Regions from separate parts of the Homo sapiens genome. Here region 1 is linked to region 2. Evidence: chromatin contacts called from ENCODE POLR2A ChIA-PET data. All regions are on one chromosome and are shown on one strand. Each heading gives the region's core, a stretch centred on a gene start or an enhancer-like site at or near the end of the contact. The rest is flanking DNA. Distances are from core to core; before and after follow the strand shown. Region 1 overlaps LOC100996549 (a long non-coding RNA gene). Region 2 has its middle 41 kb from the start of ASAP2.

Evidence for each region. ChIA-PET counts read pairs that join two places held with the same protein, here RNA polymerase II (POLR2A).
Region 1: POLR2A ChIA-PET joins it to region 2 with 13 read pairs in activated T-cell. The contact joins two enhancer-like sites. POLR2A ChIA-PET finds 5 or more read pairs at or near these places in 3 of 52 experiments (H1, PC-3 and activated T-cell).

The regions. Positions count from the first base shown.
Region 1 is chr2:9,760,295-9,762,994 of GRCh38, forward strand. All of the region lies in intron 2 of LOC100996549 (a long non-coding RNA gene), which reads right to left. Among named protein-coding and RNA genes, the nearest start is that of TAF1B, 82 kb to the right of the region's middle. Within about 2 kb of position 1,422, at least 4 of the 41 ENCODE cell types and tissues checked have a DNase peak (open chromatin) inside an H3K27ac peak, as active enhancers do.
Region 2 is chr2:9,164,406-9,167,105 of GRCh38, forward strand. No RefSeq gene overlaps it. Among named protein-coding and RNA genes, the nearest start is that of ASAP2, 41 kb to the right of the region's middle. Within about 2 kb of position 1,331, at least 9 of the 41 ENCODE cell types and tissues checked have a DNase peak (open chromatin) inside an H3K27ac peak, as active enhancers do.

The DNA.
Region 1 (2,700 bases), core at 172-2,671, 600 kb after region 2:
TGAGTTTCTCAAAGGAGAAGGTAGCCAAGGGAAGGAAAAGAAGATGCAGGAAGTAGAGAGAGGCTGTTGAAGGAACTGGGGCACGGGAGCATTGGGTACTCAAACAAGGAGTGGTTTGCGGAGACGGACCTTAGGGAACACAGTGGATGTGGGAAAAGCTCAGCCCAGCCCTCTGTCATGGGTTTTGTATGCTGAGCCACTGGGAGACTTAAAAAAAGAAGACCTTTTATAAAGAGCAGTTTTAGGTTTACAGCAAAATTGAGCAGAAGGTACAGAGAGTTCCCATAGAGCCCCTGCCCCCACCAGAGTTGTACATTTGTTACAATAATAAGCTTGCATTGACACATCATGTTCATCCCACTGGAAGATTCTGAGCAGGGAAAACATTTTCACATTACCTTTTACAAAGTCTTCTTCCTGGCACTGAGTCACAGTCGTTTTTAAACAATTAATGGTGTAGGTTGCTACTTAGCATTTCCCCAGAGCAAATGTTTCTATGATCTCCAAAAGACAGAGGATATGATGTCTTCTTGCCCCACCCTGTAGATCTGTAAACCTAGAACAATGGCTGGTCATAGCAGATGCTTAGAAAGTAGAGGAGGGTAGAGGCGGGAGGAAAGCAGGGGTAGAAAGAAGGACTAGAGGAGGGTAGAGGCGGGAGGAAAGCAGGGGTAGAAAGAGGGAGTAGAGGAGGGTAGAGGCGGGAGGAAAGCAGGGGTAGAGAGAGGGAGGGAGAAAGATAGCCACAAGGTCTCTTGTGTATTTCAGAAACATCATTCTGGCAGCAAACAGAGGAAAGATGGCAGAGGGTGTGGCTTGTGGTCAGGGACAGTTAGGAGACTACTGTCATGCTCCAGGTGCAAAGCGCAAGTGGTCTGAGTAGGTGGCCGCGGTGGAGAGAAGGGGACATCGAAAAGGTGGGATCTACCCCACCAGGTGCCTGAGGGTGTGAGTGCAGTAGAAAACCACTGGGAAGTTTTCAAGGCCCAGGCCCAGCTCTCAGTCTTCTCTGAACCATCGAACTAGAGGGAGAGTTTGTAAGGACTCCAAAGGGAAAGAGAACACGGGAGGGAAGGAGGGTTGGGGAGGGTCAGGTAGGATGCTTAAGGTGGATTGAGTTTGAAATATACAAGCTAAGAAAAATGTCAGATGGTTCTTGTTTATTGTCTAAAGAGTAGAGGGGAGAAAAACAGAAAACAGACGTTTATGTTGTTGAGTGTTAGACAAAAGGCCCCACGTCCCCTGCTTCTGAGTGAGAATGACGATGTGCTGTAGGATGACAGGGCCCTTTGGAGGTTCTGTCTGCAAGATAATCTGTTTGCAGATGAGCTCCAGGCACGGGGAAGGTGCGTGGTGTCAGTGTGGCTTGCTGAACTCACAGCAAGCCATTTCAGGGATGCTGGGACGGAAGCCGCCCTCCCTTTCCTGCCTCTGCTTCCAAGTTCTTTCTCTGCAGCCCTGTCAACGCGCCGCCTTTGCTTCATAGCACATCTCCTAATGGGCTCTGGCGGTGCTGAGGCAGCCTTCATATTCCATTTGTTCCTTGGATAATAAGCTTAGCCTCGAAGCCAAAAGAGAAAGCCCTGATGACTATTAAATACACATGCACGGGGCTGACTGCTCCCCAAAACCCCCAGCTGGACATCGCACCAGCTCAGCAAGGCCATTTGCATCCAGGCAAATGGCCCTCAGTGACTAATAGAAATCCACCTCTATCTTGGCAAGGAAGGCCTTCAGCATGCAGCATTAATTTGGTTTGCACAGTGGGATGGAACACATCTTTAGTTCCTTTTAGGGAACTGACTTACGCTTTCTCCAAAGGGTGCTTCCTGGGGGCTCCCAGACATTGGAAGTGCTGGGTGTAACTCGTCTCAGGGGCTCCCTAGTCCCAAGCACAATCTGCCTTATTTTTTTTTTCCAGTTTTACCGCTCAGAGAGGATTGTGATGACGAGGTCACCTGGATCCTAATAACGCTTCAAGTCATCATTAGGGATTGATGCATTTGGCCTGGCATGGACAGCACCGCTGCAGCTCACAGCCAGAATGATTCTGTCTGGCTTCCCCCTCCACACCAGAAGTCTGGAAATGCAGCCTGTTCTTTTCCATTTGGAGTCCCGGGATCTGGGTTATTATTGCCAAAGGCAAAGGAATGAGTTTCTAGAATTATAACTTGGAGGAGCAATGCACCAGGGAGTAAACCTAGGAAGTTTCCAGAAAGCTAGAAGGTGATTATCTCCACAGTGTACTCTGAATGTGAAAACCCAACTAACAGAACATTCAGACGTAAGTGCAGGACTCCTCAGCCTGTCTCCACCAGGACTTTTAGTCAGTCTAGGAGGGCAAGAAAGATCACTTCAATTTTAGGATCTTACTGCACTCTTGGGGCAAAAATAAGCCTGTGGCCTTCGGGGGTCTCCAAGACACCTGCTCAATAAGGATGTTTAGTCTCAACCTCCAGAATGAACTAGGCTCAATTCAAATAAAATTGGTGAGGACCCACTAGTGCCGGGTGGGAGGTGACTAAGGTGGGTACAGGGGAAGGGATGTCCTCAGTCCTATGGTCATGGGCTTGCTGGCTGGGCCCTCACCCCAGAGAGCAGTCGCCCAGGGGCTGCAGCACCAGAAGGCCTTCCCCACTGTTAAAGCCTAAGGCCTTGTCCGGGAAGACTAAGGCCTGGAGGAAATCACCTGGCGAAGAA
Region 2 (2,700 bases), core at 81-2,580:
TAGCCCTGACGCATGTCAGTATCACTTGGGGAGATTAGAACAAAACAAAACAAAACATACTGGCATCCAGGCCCCAGCTCCAGAGATTCTGATTCAATTGGTTTGTGCTAGGCCAAGGATGGGTATTCTTTATTTTTTATTTTTTATATTTATTTATTTATTTATTTATTTATTTAGAGACAGAGTCTCGCTCTGTTGCCCAGGCTGGAGTGCAGCGGTGCATCTCCGCTCACTGCAAGCTCCGCCTCCCGGGTTCACACCGTGCTCCTGCCTCAGCCTCCCGAGTAGCTGGGACTACAGGCGCCCGCCACCACGCCTGGCTAATTTTTTGTGTTTTTTTTAGTAGAGACAGGGTTTCACCGTGTTAGCCAGGATGGTCTTGATCTCCTGACCTTGTGATCCGTCCGCCTCGGCCTCCCAAAGTGCTGGGTTTACAGGCATGAGCCACCACGTCTGGCCAGGGATGGATATTTTTTTAAATCTCCCAGGAGAGGCTGGGCGCGGTGGCTCACGCCTGTAATCCCAGCACTTTGAGAGGCTGAGGAGGGTGGATCATGAGGTCAGGAGTTCAAGACCAGCCTGACCAAGATGGTGAAACCCTGAGTCTACTAAAAATACAAAAATTAGCCAGGTGTGGTGGCGGGCGCCTGTAATCCCAGCTACTCAGGAGACTGAGGTAGGAGAATTGCTTGAACCTGGGGGGTGGAGTTTGCAGTGAGCCGAGATCACGCCACTGCACTCCAGCCTGGGTGACAGAGTGAGACTCTGTCTCAAAAAAAAAAAAAAAAAAAAAAAGTCTCCCAGAAGATTCTAACATGGGTCCAGAGCCAAAAAAATTCACAGTTTTAAAACCAAGAATTTCATCCCCTGTTCTCGGGTTCTGCTATAACAACTTCCTCTTGGAGCCACGGAAGCCTTCTCTCCAGAAGGTGAACCAGGCAGTCGGGGGGAGGGATGTGAAGCAAGGTTCACGCAGCAGACAATTGTCTTTCTTTTTGTTCTTGCGGCTGAACCCCCTTCCTATATTTACAGAATTTCCCGCCTATGGGTCTTCATGTGAGAAAAGCCCTCTTCTGCTTCTAGAAGCTAAAAATGCCAGATACTCACTTCCCCAGCCTCGCTTGAGGCCAGTGCATTACATGTAGCCTTGATCTTGAATTGGAAATTCATAATGAAATGAGCAAAGAGCTCTCTGGCAGTGGCAACAGCTAACTATGGGATCAAATCTCTACCCTAATGGTGGCATCCTGGTGTAGCCAGCGGCCTGTGGCCAGAACCAGGGGTTGAGTGTCCTGGAGGACTGTTGCTGTTTTGCAGTTGGGATATGGCTCCGGCTGTGTACTGTCTGGGCCTGGCGCACCAGCCCTTCTGGAGATTCTGTGAGTCATCCCATTGCCTACAAAGAAGTCTTGTTCTGCTCCCATCAGCCAGATTTGGATTCTGTTTGCTTCAAAGCACCTGCTGGGTGCAAGAGTCAGAGGAAGGTTAAGAAAAAAAATGTGGCTGACACTTCACAGTGCCATCCAGCCACAGGGCATGACCGAGGAGCAGCACCTGGCTCTTTCTGCAGTCTCTGAGGTTTATTCAATAAACCGGAGCCACAGGCACCATAAGAATGGGCAGCAAGTCCGGGCACAGTGGCTCACGCCTGTAATCCCAGCACTTTGGGAGGCCGAGGCAGGCAGATCACGAGGTCAGGAGTTCGAGACCAGCCTGGACAATATAGTGAAACCCTGTCTCTACTAAAAATACAAGAATTAGCTGGGCATGGTGGTGGCGCACGCCTGTAGTCCCAGCTACCTAGGAGGCTGAGGCAGAAGACTCACTTGAGCCTGGGAGGCAGAGGTTGCAGCGAGCCAAGATGGCACCACTGCACTCCAGCCTGTAGGACAGAGTGAAATTCCATCTCAAAAAAAAAAAAAAAAAAAAAGAATGGGCAGCAGAATGCCTGCACTAGAATCTCCTGAGATGCTTGATAAATGTCAGATTCTTGGGCCTTACCCCAGAGACTGCTTTGTAGTCCGAGGGTTTGGAGCCTGTATTCCTGCATTGTTAATGAGCTCTTCAGGCAAGTTTGGGAATCACTGGACTAAATGGTGAATTTAACCCCCACTGCATGGGCCTAAAGGACTTGTTACAGGTGCAGAGCTCGCGTGTTTGGAAACAGACTGAAGATCACCAAGCACAAAACTTTCACTTTCAAATGAGAAAATGTGGGGAACAGAAGATTCTAGAAGACACAGAGCACTGACTCTGGGAGTGTGGGTCTTGTGGTTGTCCAGGCTCCACCAGGAATAGAAGATGGAGGAGCTGAGCTGGCAGGCAGACAGTGAGGCAACAGCAGGAAGCCACTGTCACCCTAGGTGAGAGGTGACATCAGCTGAGCCCAGGGCTGGGGTCATGTGGTAGATACTGGGGCCATGGCAGGCCTGCCCAGCTGCAGTTGGAGGCAGAGCCGAGGGAGAAGTAGCCGGGCTTCCACCTTCTTACTCCTTCTGTCTCCTCCCAGAGCTTCCCACTGGCCAAGAGCCTCCAGAAGCCAGGGAATGCTGAGCCTGGGTACCCCGCCTGCAGGCCTCAGGCCCACTCTGTGACCCGGAAGAGAGGGAAGAGCCGCAAAGGGATCTGAGGGACAGGAGGCCCAAGACCTGGGCATCCAGAGAGCTGATTCTTCTGAGGTTTCAGAGGGAGAATGAAGCT